3 separate regions of the Homo sapiens genome follow, and regions 2 and 3 are each linked to region 1. Evidence: chromatin contacts called from ENCODE Hi-C or POLR2A ChIA-PET data. All regions are on one chromosome and are shown on one strand. The core of a region is the stretch at or near the end of the contact, and the rest is flanking DNA. Distances in the headings are between cores, read along the strand shown.

Region 1 (4,852 bases), core at 1,107-3,606:
CTCCCACTGTTTAGGTGTGTGGCCCACCTTGATCACACAGTCCTACCTGGGACTTGGAAACTTGACGGGGTGAAAAGGACACAGGGATGGTTTAGGATTCAGTCCCAGAGAAGGCATTCAGTAGTGATAGCCAGCATCAGGATGGGAGCAATGGTGGCAGCTTTTGTGGTACAACTTGGGCCGACTTTCCTGTGGCATGGCAGGGTGTGCTTTGCCAACAATACACCAGACTGCCCATTTCTTTTTTAGTTATGCAATGGGCTTCCAAAAAGTTCCTTGAGTCAGAATGAACAGCAACCCTAGGGGGTACATTACTGACTGCTGCACATTTCTGGTCGCTCTTTCTGCAAACAGAATGGTACGTATCAAAGTTCTATATTGGTAAAGGCTGTAAGGACAATCTATTTGCTATCAGTGTGTGTCGGGTAAATCTATATCCCATTAGGCCAGCTTTGCTCAAGCACATGCCACTTTCACTTTCCACTGCTGGCTGACAACTGACTAACCACAATATCAAACCCAACCCAATATCTACGCCCTTCCTAAAAGCCCTCATCTTCAAATACTCAGACGACACAGCCTCCAGCTCTGCTGAGCAGACAAAGCAAGCGACTTCATTGAGCACCTAACTTATGTTCCTTTCTGTTAGCCAACATTCCAAGGTCCAACTAGACCATGCGTGCTGTCAGGACAGGGGCCTAACATCTTCTAAATCCACTTCCATTGCATAATTCCACTCTATCCAACAAAATCTGACCTTAACCCATCCCTCAACCAGCATAGTGCCTTGTGCAGGGTAGGCACTCCATATACTTGTAGAGCTATCTGAATTTATTCATTCTAGGCAAAAATCTGAAAAGCCCCTCATGAGTTAAGTACATATTACTATGATGTTTAGAAAGTTTTGAAAAGACCAGGTGTGGTGGCTCACACCTGTAATCCCAGCACTTTGGGAGGCTGAGGCAGGCAGATCACTTGAGGCCAGGAGTTCGAGACCAGCCTGGCCACCATGGTGAAAATCCCATCTCTACTAAAAATATAAAAATTAGCCAGGTGTGGTGGTGGGCGCCTGTAATACCAGCTACTCAGGAGGCTGAGGCACGAGAATTGCTTGAACCTGGGAGGTGACCGTTGCAGTGAGCCGAGATCACACCACCGCAATCCAGTCTGGGAGACAGAGTGAGACTCTGTCTCACACACACAAAAGTTTTGAAAAGATACTGAGAAACAGAAGGAACAGAGAGTACTATGTACTGAAGTATTTCTATGACAGTTTCAAAATAATCCGAGGGAAAGAGGAAATGGGTACAAGTACAGATGAAGCAAGACTGGCCATGGGTAATAACTAAGCTAGGAATAGGTCCATGGGAACTACATTATTCTTTCTGCTTTTGATATTGAAATTGTCCATAATAAAAGCTTGAAAAGATTAAATCATAACTACCAAAATTAAAACGACTATCCTTCAGAGTCTAATCACCAAGGGAGAGGACTCAAATCTCCGGTAATGGTGATAAGTAATTGCTCTGGAACAGACAGTAAGCACTGAGCTCCATGTATTAGAAAAAGCTGGGATTCAGTAATAATGCTAAACCTCCATTTACTAGAGTGCTTTCAGGGAAAAAAGGCACTTCAATAAGGGACTGACCACTGAGGATTTGAGCCTAAAGAGCACAGAAGAGCGAAGGGGTAGTGACTCTATCCTCTGCACGGCTCATGCAGTTGCAGCCCACATGTTAATCTGTGTGGTTAACTGGAGGAGGAGTGCGTGACCTTTGTGTACATATGAAGCTGGTATCAGTCCCAGAATATCAAGCTCACTAAATCAGAACACATAAAAATGGAGGGAGCCACAAGCACGCTCATAATTCTGCAGATACAACTTCTGTAATTCTGCAGCTGCCATTTCCCATTCCTGGGAAGTCTATTTAAGGCATGCCTGACTTCCTATGGGAACACACCTAGTGTTAAGAAGCAGAGGTGTACACTCAGATTTGAGGGCTTCCCCCACCCCACCCCACCCCACCAACAGCCAGTACTGCATTTAAATACTTAAGCAGAAACTTCAAAAAGGATTTGCCTGAGAATGACACACACATGCCACAGACAAACTCTGTTAAGTATTAATGTAGAAAATCAAAATCAGTGGGAGATTTGCTATAAGACACAAGTTCATCGTTGAAGGTGTCCTCTCACCCTCTTCTGCATCATCCAGTTTTTGGAGGGCGCTTATGGACCATTTATGCCTGGTGCAGTTCTCATCACTGTCTCTAGGGCTTTGCTGTCCTGGCTGCAAGTCCTTATAAGGTGGAGTCGGCTTTCTCCCGCCCTCCATACATTTCACGTGGTACCACTGCAGCTGTCAGCTCTCCTGCACTCACACCCCACAGCGTGTTTCCCTCCCCCAACTCGGTATACTCTTAGTCGCTGAGCTCCTGCCCCAGCTGCCCCTATTTTTCTTAAGCTAAATGCAGTTCCTTCTCTGTAACACCATCTGCTTCTATAACAGAGCAACCCAAATGCTATGTGGTCTACAGATAATTAGTATTTTGTTGTAATTTCTAATTATGATCACAGGTTACCTCTTTGGGGGTATCTCAGGATAAGTCTCAGGCCATCTGAATTCCTGAGAGAACCCCACACGGGCTGGTTTTGCTGGTCAAGGTCTCCCCACTTTTGATTCTCCTTGAAGGGCAGAGCACCATCTGTACTTGAGGAAATCTTATCATCTTGACAGTAAACATTCCTGATGGAGGCTATTGAAAAGGTTAACTCCCTGGAAATCAGACAAGCCTTTTCTCCACAGTACTCCCTGGCTTGCTCTTTGGAAGAGTATTTCTGGCCAGGTGCGATGGCTCACACTTATGATCCCAGCACTTTGGGAGGCCAAAGCGGGTGGATCACCAGAGGCCAGGAGTTCGAAACCAGCCTGGCCAACATGGTGAAACCCCCATCTCTACTGAAATTACAAAAATTAGCTAGGCATGGTGGCAGGCACCTGTAATTCCAGCTACTGGGGAGGCTGAGGCAGGAGAATTGCTTGAACCCAGGAGATCGCGCCATTGCAGTCCAGCCTGGGTGACAAGAATGAAACTCCAGCTCAAAAAAAAAAAAAAAAAAAAAAAAGACTGTTGGGAAATACTACTTCTGCATTTTTTAAAGATGAGGCATGAGGCTTTCCAGTGGCCAAATGTTTGGGGAACCCTTGTATGCTGTATCCACATCTAGAGATTCACAACAAACATTAGCATAGTAAAGGCTTGGCAATTAAGACAGCTTCTTAACATATTGTTTCCCCAAATAATACACAGTGAGACTAGAGTTCTCCAGAACTCCTTGGGCTGTTGCAACTACAGCTTAACAAGTTTCAAAGGAGCTAAGCAGGAGCTAGAGGACAAACCCAGCGCCTTTTGCCACTTTTAATTCTTTGCCATCTGTTATATCTGGGATCATCCACACACACATTCCCCAAAATATTCACAACGATTCCATGTTCTGGCTATAACCTCAGTTCTGTTTTCATCTGCTGACTCTGGAAATCTAGGTCCATTTCTAATGATCACAGATCATGGGAGATAACAGTGGATTGGCTTCCAGCATACATTCTATCCTTCTAGTGTGCCCACCTCTCCTATGTGGGCAGAGGATGGGAAGCTAAAGCCAACTCTCAAAGTCCCTGCAGCTGCAGTTCCAGATATGATTTCAGTTGGGCCAGTTAGATGTGCTTTTGTGAAATTTAGAACGCCAAAGTGAGGCAGAGACCACATTTTGGCAGTAGCTGCCATTTGCTCAGCAAGCAAAGTCCAAGAGGCACCTGGTTCTTCTATGACAGTTTTAGCCAATGTTGCAGCATCCAGGTACCAACTTTGTGGGTTCCAGGAGGCAGGACCAGGACATCATTTGCAGATGCTGATCATAGCTGATGTGGCATGGTTCTAGAACCATAAAAGTCATGGCTTCCTGATTGTGGGACCCTCTCAATCATGGCTGTTGCAATGTGGTTCTGGAGAAGTGGCTTCATCTGTAGGAGTGGCAACAGCTTTCTTGGTGGTCTAGTTCTGTAGTGTGGTTCCGGGGTACTTATTCCTGAAACCGCCACCTAGAGACCTTTGTCTTCAGAACTCTTCATAGTTCTATAAGCCATTTAATTCCTTATAATAAATCCCTTCCTCTTGTTTGCTGTGATATATTCTGCTTTCTACAACTGAACCTCGACCTACACCCTAACTCAATCTGTGTTCCAGCAAGGATGATCTAGCTTCTCAGTTTCATCTTGATGGCTGTGGAATTTCAGACACAGATCGCTATCTATTGTCCATCTAGGTAGGAAGCCTTCTGCACGGTTGACTGTGGCCAAAATGCTGAGAGTATAACCTGCAAAGCTGACTTTCTGCAACCAAGCATGTATCCTGGGTCAGGCCCAATGGGAGGCCCTGCCTATCAAGCAGGAACGAGGCTAAAACTTCTGGAGGAGCAACTCTGTTATAAGCCATTACAGATAGACACCATGTAAAAACCCAGGCATCAGAGTTTACAAGAAGGAGCAATACTCCTGGGTTCTAATTCCAGGCCATATTACTTAAACTCTGAGCTTCTGACCCCGTTCTGCCACGTGAGGCTAGTGACATCGTCCACCTCACACAAAGATAGGAAAGAACTTGAGAGTAGACCCGAAAGGTCTTTGGAAAAAACTATTCTAGTGAAGAATGACATTTATTACTACTACTATCATTACTAGCATTCAAGAATCATAATCAAGAAAAGAGGGACCTTTTCCCACACTTTTAAAGGCACTTTCTAAGTCTTTAATACTCATAACTTTTCAGCACATTGGCATTTAAAGAAAAAGGTT
Region 2 (4,852 bases), core at 1,258-3,757, 160 kb after region 1:
AAATTTGCTTAGCAAATGGCAGGTCTATTAATAAAAACTCTAAGGTCAAATCTCAAACTCAATAGAGCTTGTCAATATTAAGCCTTCGCATACATTTTTAATCTTATTTCCCATGAGGAAAGTAAGGGCCAGAAAGGTTAAGTGGTTTTCCCAAGGTCACCCAGCTAACAAGCAGCAAAGTCAGCCCTGGAATTCAGTTCTGCTTCTTTTTCCACCACCCTACAGCCACCCTACAAGCCCTCTATGTCACCTAGGAAAACAGGAGGGCTGATGACCGAGGCAATAGGATCAGTAGCCACAGGCTCCCAGGACATATCTGACCCCTTAAATCAGCAATATTTTTTAGAAGAATGTATCCTGAGAATCAAAAGTACAGGTATACATCAGAGATATTGAAGGTTCAGTTCCAGATAACTATAATAAAGCAAGTCATAAAAATATTTTGTTTCCCAGTGTACGTAAATTTATGTTTACACTATATGTAGTCTATTGTGTGTACGATGTAATTATGTCTAAAAATGTACATACTTTAATTGAAAAGTGCTTTATTGCTAAGAAAAATGCTAATGACCATCTGAGCCTTTAGCACACGTTGTAATCTTTTTGCTGCTGGGGAATCGTGCCTCGATGTTGACAGCTGCTGACTGATCAGGGTAGTGATTGCTGAAGGTCAGGGTGGCTGTGGCAACCCCACAGCAAGAAATTGCTATGCCAATTTCTTAAAATAAGACAATGAAGTTTGCCACATAATGGACTCTTCCTTTCACAAAAGATTTCTCTGTAGCATGTGACACTGTTTGATGGCATTTTCTGTCAAAATTGGAGTCAATCCTCTCAAACCTTGCTGCTGCTTTATCAGTGAATGTAATATTCTAAATCCTTTGTTGTCATTTCAACGTTATTCACAGAATCTTCACCAGGAATAGATTCTATCTCAAGAAACCACTTTCTTTGTTTTTCCCTAAGAAGCAACTCCTCATCCGTTCAAGTTTGGTCAAGAGACTGCAGCAATCCAGTCACATCGCCAGGCTCCATTTCTAATTCTAGTTCTCTTGCTATTTCTACCACATCTGCAGTGACTTTCCCAGCTGAAGTACTGAAACCCACAAAGTCATCCACGGAGCTGGAATTAACTTCCTCCAAATTTTTGATAATGTTGAAATTTTCACCTCCTCCCATGCATCATGAATGTGGGTTTTTTTGTTGTTGGTGGCGGTTTTTTGTTTTTTTTTTGAGATGGAGTCTCACTCTGTCAAGAGGCTAGAGTACAGTGATGTGATCTCGGTTCACTGCAACCTCCGCCTCCCGGGTTCAAGCGATCATCCTGCCTCAGCCTCCCAAGTAGCTGGGACTACAGGTGCGTGCCACCACGCCCAGCTAATTTTTATATTTTTAGTGGAGATGGAATTTCACCATGTTGGCCAGGATGGTCTCGATCTCTTGACCTCGTGATCTGCCCGCCTCGGTCTCCCAAAGTGCTGGGATTACAGATGTGAGTGTTCTTAATGGCATCTAGAATGGTGAATCCTTTCCAGAAGGTTTTCAATTGACTTTGCCCCAATCCATCAGAGAAATCAATATCTATGGCAGCTAAAGCCTTATGAAATGTATTTCTTAAACAATAAGACTTCAAAGTCAAAATTACTCCTTGATCCATGGGCTGTAGAATAGATGTTGTATTAGCAGGCATGAAAACAACATTAATCTCCTTGTACATCTCCATCAGAACTCCTGGTTGACTAGGTGCACTGTCAATGAACAGTAACATTTTGAAAGAAATCTTTTTCTGAGCAGGTCTCAATGGTGGGCTAAAATATTCAGTAAACCATGCTGTAAACAGATGTGCTATCATCCAGGCTTTGTTATTCCATTGACAGAGCACGAGCAGAATAGAATCAGCATAATTCTTAAGAATGTAAAGAATGGTAAATGAGCACTGGCTTCAACTTAAAGTCACCAGCTGTGTTAGCCCCTAATAAGGGAGACAGGCTGGCCTTTGAAGCTTTGAAGCCAGGTATTGATTTCTCTTTAGCTATGAAAGTGTTAGATAGCAACTTCTAATCTACATTGAAAATCTGTTGTTTATTGTAGCCACCTTCATCAGCGGTCTTAGCTAGATCTTCTGGGTAACCTGCTGCAGCTTCTCCATCAGCACTTGCTGCTTCACCTTGCACTTTTATGTTATGGAGATGGCTTCTTTCCTTAAACGTCATAAACTAGCCTCTGCTAGCTTACAATTTTTCTTCTGCAGCTTCCTTACCTGTCAACCTTCATAGAATTAAAGAGAGTTAGGGCCTTGCTCTGGAGTAGGCTTTGGCTTAAGGGAATGTTGTGGCTGGTTTGATCTTCTATCCAGACCACTCAAACTTTCTCTGTATCAGCAGTAAGGCTGTTTCACTTTCTTATTCGTGTATTTACTGGAGCAATACTTTTAATTTCCTTCAAGAACTTTTCCTTTGCATTCACAACTTGGCCGTCTGGTGCAAGAGGCCTAGCTTTCAGCTGTCTCAGCTTTCAACATGCCTTCCTCACTAAGCTTCATCATTTCTAGTTTTGATTTCAAGTGAGAGCTCTGAGACTTCCTTTCACTGGAACACTTAGAGGTCATTGTAGGGTTATTAAGTGGCCTGATTTCAATATCATTTTGTCTCAGAGAATTAGAGAGGCTGAAGGAGAGGGAGAGAGACAGGGAAATGGCTAGTTGGAGGAGCAGTAAGGACACACACAACATTTATCAATTAAGTTCACCATCTTATATGGGGGCAATTCACGCCACTCCAAAACAGTTATAATAGTAACATCAAACAAACGTAATTGTACCAAAAAGTTTGAAATATTGCAGAAATGACCAAAATGTGACACAGAGACATGAAGTGAACATATGCTATTAGAAAAATGGTGCCATAGGCTTGACTGACACAGGCTTGCCACAAACTTCCAATCTGTAAAAAGCACAACATCTGCGAAGTGCAATAAAACAAGGTGTGCCTGCATATAGCAAGATGCCAGCACACTGCCCAGAGTCTGAAGCCAGGAAGTGAAAAGTGGAGGTTCTAGACTGCTAGCTGCTCAAAATGAGAGCTGAAAGCAGGGTCTCCTCAAAGAATGTAAGAACAGACTATGTCATCACAGAATGAACAAATTAAAAGAACATGTATTGGGCTGGTTGCAGTGGCTCACCTTTGTAATCCCAGCACTTTGGGAGGCCGAGGCAGGCAGATCACGAGGTCAGGAGTTTGAGACAAGCCTGGACAACATGGTGAAACCCTATCTCTACTAAAAATACAAAAATTAGCTGGGTGTGGTGGTGGGCGCCCATAATCCCAGCTATTCAGGACGCTGAGGCAGGAGAATCGCTTGAAACCGGAAGGCGGAGGTTGCAGTGAGCCGAGATCGCGCCACTGCACTCCAGCCTGGGCAAAAGAGTGAAACTCCGTCTCAAAAAACAAAACAAAACAAAAGAACATGTATTGGAATGTTAAACCAGTGAGCTGTCCTGAGTAGCAGAGAATCCACACTGGGCAGAAGGAACGGTAAATCGTGACTATTAGCAGGGCAAACAGGTTAGAAAAAAGGGCAACACCGTCCCAGATCAGCTCCAAGCAGGACACACTTAACCTAATGTCCAGGAGCCTAGAAGCACATCTGTGTTGAAAATTAACACTTCAACCTCAGGCCCTGGAAGCCTCCTGAGGCTTATTACAGGCACCCTCTAATGACTACCTTGGAAACACATGTGAACTGGATGCTGGCTCATAGGGGCCTCTCCTCCTCCCTTGCATATTTTAACAGGGAGGAGTCACGGCATTTTCTACAAGAATCTCTAGGGGAAGAATAACCACGTGTAAACCATGTGGACTGAAAGTCCCAGGAGGGCAGAAGTGGCCTCCCATATTCTATTTTCCACAGTTAGCAAACAGAGAACAAATACACTGTTAACTTATCTTTTTGTTTTTGTTGTTTTGAGACAGTCTCATTCTGTCACCCAGGCTGGAGTGCAATGGTGTGATCTCAGCTCACTGCAACGTCTGCCTCCTGGGTTCAAGTGATTCTCCTTCCTCAGCCTCCCAAGTAGCTGGGATTAAGGTGCCCCTCCACCACACCCGGCTAATTTTTGTATTTTTAGTAGAGACAGGATTTCACTATGTTAGCCAGGCTGGTCTCAAACTCCTGACCTCAAGTGATCTGCCCACCTCGGCCTCCCAAAGAGCTGGGATTACAGGCGTGAGCCACCACGCCCAGCCCTGTTAACTTATCTTTTAACTGACTACAATGCATTCCTAGGTTTCTATGAAGAAAGCCATGAGGTGCTTTTGTTACATATACAAGGTGAGATTAGGACTCCAAGTGGAAATGGGCCAAATCTGTCACCACTCCTGAATCACACCTGCTTAGTACACTCAGACGCAGAGAGATGGGCCACACAATGGCTCCAGGAAGTAAAAGGATGGTGACCTATCTGCTTTTCCTCATCTTCCCATTTCCGAAGGGAGATCCAAGACCTGAGTTTCTGCCCAAGTTCAGCATCCTCTTCTGCCTAGGTTTAAATGTAAGCAGTGGTTCCCAAAGTGTGGTCTGGGAACCTCTGGAGGTTCCTGCGGCCTTTTCAGTTGGTATGCAAGGTCATAATTAGTCTTACAATAATACTAACGCTTTTTTTGTCACTTTCACTCTCTTACTCTCAGGAGAGTCCAGAGGCTACATGACATGTGATAAGACAATAGCCTGAATGCAGAAGCAAATAAAAGAATCCAGCTGACTCCTATGAAGCCAGGCATCACAGAGATGCACATGGACCCTAGAACTTAAAGAATAATAAAAACTAAATTAAATTAAAAAATTAAAAAGAGAT
Region 3 (4,852 bases), core at 675-3,174, 150 kb after region 1:
ACACGTATTATCCCTATCGGTGGTCTCCCTTAGGCTAGTCAGGGCCCAACTCTCCACCTCCCAGGCATCTCATTAGCCGCCAGATGCCAAATTAACTGGGATTAAAAGTAAAGTTATAATTTTTTTAACACCCCATACCCAGCTCCATTTGGGAGTGGTTATCTGTGCAGACCATAAACACAGAGAAGCAAAACCTCCACATGCTTTCGTTTCAACAAGAAAGCAAGCTTCCTGGAATGACAGCCAGGTAGAGATCAGGTCTCCCAAGGGCAGAGCGAGTGATGTGGGTGGGGCAGAGGGGACGAAATGTTGTTGAGAACAGGGATGAGAAAGCGAAGCACAACAGAGCAGATAGGGAAAGAAGCCTCCCCAGGGTGACTAAGTTCCAGGCAAAGTTCTGGAGGCACTGCAGGGAAAGTTGGGGTGGGCCTGTCAGGGCAGTGAGACTAAGGTATCTGTGTCCCGGGCCTCCTCTCCCCACCAGGCACTTGCTCTCCACCACCATCTGTCTCAGTCGCTGCAGGAAGGAGGGGAATACACAGAATTGAATGGTTTGCAGGACCCGCATGACAGACAGGGACAATTGTAAGATGGAATTGATCTCAGAGTCCCCAGAAAACAGCCTTCCCTGTCCCTTCAAACTCCCCTCACTCCCTGCCTCCCCATAGCACCCCAAGCAATTGTCTAAAATTCTACTCAGGGCTGTTCATTCCTTTGGGTTAAAGCAGAGGGCATATCAGAGTCATCTGGAGCACTTGGAAAAATACAGATTTCAGAGCACCACAAGAGACTCACAAATCAGAATCGCCAGGATTGAAAAACTAGGCAAATGGCTGGGTGCGGTGGCTCACGCCTATAATCCCAGCACTTTGGGAGGCCAAGGCAGGTGGATCACTTGAGGCCAGGAGTTTGAGATCAGCCTGGGCAACATGGTGAAACCCTGTCTCTATTCAAAATACAAAAATTAGCCAGGCATGGTGGTGCACACCTGTGGTCCCAGCTATCTAGGAGGCTGAGGAAGGAGAATCGCTTGAGCTCTGGAGACGGAGGTTGCAGTGAGCCGGAGACGGCACCACTGCACTCCAGCCTGGGTGACACAGCGAGACTCTGTCTCCAAAAGAAAGAAAGGAAGGAAGTAAGGAGGAAAGAAAGAAAGAAAAAGAAAGGAAGGAAGGAAGGAAGGAAGGAAGAAAGAAAGAAAGAAGGAAAGAAAAAGAAAGAAAGAAAGAAAGAAAGAAAAGAAAGAAAGAAAAAGAAAGAAAGAAAGAAAGAAAGAAAGAAAGAAAGAAAGAAAGAAAGAAAGAAAGAAAGAAAGAAAGAAAGAAAAGAAAAGAAAGAGAGAAAGACCAGGCAACTGGGTTTTTAAAGTTACTTTATGTGATTCTGATGTGTGGCCAGAATTCGGAGAAAAACATTGCCTTCTCTAGGAAATTTTTTGGAAAACAATACCTACACACACTCTACTTGATAGTCCTAATAACATCCACTACCATTGATTGAGAGCTTCCTGGCTTCCTGTGCCTGAGCTACGAATATTACGCATATTGTATCTATTATGTCTCATGACAAACAACAGGGTTGGTGTTATTATTCCCATTTGACAAGGACACTAAGCTCAGAAACATCAAGCAAGAAAGACAAAGTTACTCAGCTTGTGGTGGTCCAGGATTTGAACCCAGTACTCTCTGCCTTTCTCCCATACATCATTTTTATTAGATGCATTATCTGGAAAAAAAAAAAAAAAACACACAACGGCCAAATCTACAATCTACTTAGCTCCCGGGAGGCAGGCTCCTTCCTGTACACTCAGGTCTGTTCGCCCTTCACCAGGCCTGGGGATGAGGTCATGCTGGTGCTTGGGCCATCTCTGACCAGGCCAGTTTCCTATTTCTAGGGCCCAAGAGCCAACAGAACATCTGTAGGAACCAGAGCCGGAATCAAGCTCTCTGTGGAGTCTGCTAATGTGGATGTGTTGGCTCAAAGTATCTGGACTAAACACAGTCTTAAAAACCTCCTGCTTAGGGCAAGGTTTTGAAAGAAGCAGTCGGGGGAAAAGATACCCACGCCCACAATACGGATGTGAGGAATAAGTAAATGTACACAGATGTGGCCAGGCAGGGCGGGATCTGAAAGATAAACCAGAGTTGGCTCAGTGGGAAGGGATGAGCTAACTTCCTACATCAGCTCCCCCTGGTTCCTTTCTCCGGAGCAACTTCAAAGGCAAAAAAGCATCAAGTCTACTCTCGAAAGCTCCTGGGCCTCTCTCGGTGAGGGGTGGGAAATAGCTGGAGAGAAAGACTTCCATCAGGTGGCTCCTGGCTATTTTTCTTCAACTTTATTGAGGTATAATTGACAAAAAGTGTTTACATTCAAGGTGTACACCGCGATGTTTTGATATAAGTGCACATTGTGAAGTAATTACCACAATCAAGCTAATTATCATATTCACCTCACCTACTTTTTTGTATGGTGAGTATAGTTAAGATCCACCCTCTTGGCAAATTTCAAGAATACAACACATTATTATTAACTGCAGTCATTATGCTGTACATTAGGTTTCCAGAACTTATTCATCTTATAATTGAAAGTTTGTGCCCTTTGACCAACATCTCCCCATTACCCTCACTCCCCACCCAGCCCCTGGCAACCACCATTCTATTCTGAGTCTGACTTGTTTTGATTCCACATATAAATGAGATCATGCAATATTTATTTTTCTATGACTGGCTTATTTCATTTAGCCTAATATCCTCAGGGTTCAGCCATGTTGTTGCAAATGGCAGGATTTGCTTCTGCTTTAAGGCTGAATAATATTCCATTTTTAAAATCCTTCCATCTGTCAACAGACACTTAGGTTGTTTCCATATCTTGGCTACTGTAAATAATGCTGCAGTGAACACGAAAGTGCAGATTTCTCTTTGAGACAGTGATTTTATTTCCTTTGGATACACACCCAGAAGTGCGATTGCTGGATCATAAGGTCATTCTCTGATTTTTAAAGGAACCTCCATACTGTCTTTCATAATGGTTGTACCAACTTACATTATCACCAACAATGTAAAGGGATTCCTTTTTCTCCACATCCTCACCAACATGTTATCTCCACATCCTCACCAACATGCAGTATTATCTTTTTGATAATACTGATTCTTACAGGTGTGAGGTGATAGCTCATTGTGGCTTTGATTTGCATTTCTCTGATGATTAGTGATGTGGAACACCCTTTCATATACCTGTTGGTATATGTCTGTCTTCTTTGGAAAAATGTACATTCAAGACTTTTGCCTAGTTTTTTTTTTTTTCTTTTTAGAGATAGGTTCTCTGTCACCCAGGCTGGAGTACAGTGGCATGATCATAGCTCATCGCAGCCTTGAAATCCTGGGCTCAAGCAATCCTCCTGCCTCAGCCTCCCAAGTAGCTGGAATTATAGGTGCAAGCCACCTTTTGCACAGGTTTTAATCCAGTTGTGTGGTGTTTTTTTTTCTATTGAGTTATGTAAGTTCCTTATATATTTTGGATAGTTACCCTTATTGGATATATGGTTTGCAAATATTTTCTCCCATTCTGTGGGTTTCCTTTTCGTTTTGTTGATTGTTTTCTTTGCCGTGCAGAAGCTTTTTAGTTTGACATAGTCCCACTTGTTATTTTTGCTTTTGTTGCCTGTGCTTTTCGTGTGATATCCGAGAAATTCCCAAGAATGAGATGGAGAGCACCTGGAAGCAAGAACACAGAAAGCCCACACTCTAACCACAGCCTGCCTTCCTACATCCCTTGCAGCATAGGACACACAGTCAAGTGCCCTCAGGCTGACCAGGTAACAAGCATTACAGGGGACTTCCGCCCTCTTTAAAGGAGAGACCCTGGGTAACCCATGGCCTTCTGGTAGCTCTCCACATGCCCACTGAGAGGACTGTGCTGGAACAGAGAAGACCTGTTGAGCTTCTCTGGTCACCCAGTGGTCATGCTGGCAGCTTTCCTGGGTAATCCAGCACAGGCTGTACTAGCCTTGCACCACCCCTTGAACCTTCCCTTCCAAGACCACAGCCCGCAGCCTGTCAGCAGTACCTTACAGCCTGGGCACAGGCCCAAAACTTGCACATGCCCAAAACGTGCACATGCCCATCTGCCAGGCTGAGCCGGCAAAGGCTCCAATCTGATTGGTAGAAACTGGCTGAGGACCGTGTCAGACGTGGAGAACAGACCTCGTTCCACCAGAGCATTGCTGGTTTCTCCCAGAAGAACCTTGGCTCTCTGTCTGCCAGGCCCCATTCTGGTGCTACTGGCCCCAGGAAGATTCTGATATTTGTCCCCAGTCGGCCCAAGACCCTGTCTTACTGCCTACAACTGACAGGGTGTTTTATGCAACTTTAAGGCCAGAAAGTGTCAGATCTGGGTGTGCTGGAAGCAAACTATAAACAACCATGAGGAAAAGATTCTCAGAAACTTTGTTACAGCTGTTCAATTGGATATTCCAGCTCATCAAAAATATCCCCTCATTGCTGAACATACAAAGGTCCACCCTGGCTCCAGATCTTACCTACAGCCTAAGACTGCTTCCATAATTACAGACTCCTTTACAGGCACCGATAGAAGCAATCACATTTGGGATCCCCGAAGCCAGCATTCAAATGTATCAATTCCACTAAGGAAATTTCCGCATTTAATTTTAGCAACTGGTGAGCAACCTTTTTAATTTTTTCACAAAAAGATCATTTCAGAAAAAATAAAAGTGTTTGCATCTTATATAGAGAGATTTTTTCATCAGATGTTTTATATCAGAAAATGTAATATCTACAATGGAAAGTATTTATTACCTCCATGTCAGTAAAGACTTTCACTGAGCAGAAGGCTA

Evidence for each region. Hi-C counts contacts between places; a loop is a spot of excess contacts on that map. ChIA-PET counts read pairs that join two places held with the same protein, here RNA polymerase II (POLR2A). Pooled maps may share reads with other maps.
Region 2: a pooled map shows a loop between it and region 1 (4-fold over the local background). The contact joins two enhancer-like sites. A Hi-C loop is called at or near these places in 12 of 37 single-sample maps with no recorded cell type and 5 of 50 pooled maps. POLR2A ChIA-PET finds 5 or more read pairs at or near these places in 1 of 52 experiments (WTC11).
Region 3: a pooled map shows a loop between it and region 1 (2.0-fold over the local background). The contact joins two enhancer-like sites. A Hi-C loop is called at or near these places in 2 of 50 pooled maps. POLR2A ChIA-PET finds 5 or more read pairs at or near these places in 4 of 52 experiments (A549, AG04450, HEK293T and 1 more).

Annotation. Positions count from the first base shown.
Region 1 is chr2:45,886,740-45,891,591 of GRCh38, reverse strand. The region is part of intron 2 of PRKCE (protein kinase C epsilon); the gene reads right to left. Among named protein-coding and RNA genes, the nearest start is that of PRKCE-AS1, 210 kb to the right of the region's middle. RefSeq lists an enhancer at 1,096-1,245. Within about 2 kb of position 2,356, at least 12 of the 41 ENCODE cell types and tissues checked have a DNase peak (open chromatin) inside an H3K27ac peak, as active enhancers do.
Region 2 is chr2:45,722,211-45,727,062 of GRCh38, reverse strand. The region is part of intron 1 of PRKCE (protein kinase C epsilon); the gene reads right to left. Among named protein-coding and RNA genes, the nearest start is that of PRKCE-AS1, 49 kb to the right of the region's middle. Within about 2 kb of position 2,507, at least 4 of the 41 ENCODE cell types and tissues checked have a DNase peak (open chromatin) inside an H3K27ac peak, as active enhancers do.
Region 3 is chr2:45,740,888-45,745,739 of GRCh38, reverse strand. The region is part of intron 1 of PRKCE (protein kinase C epsilon); the gene reads right to left. Among named protein-coding and RNA genes, the nearest start is that of PRKCE-AS1, 68 kb to the right of the region's middle. Within about 2 kb of position 1,924, at least 12 of the 41 ENCODE cell types and tissues checked have a DNase peak (open chromatin) inside an H3K27ac peak, as active enhancers do.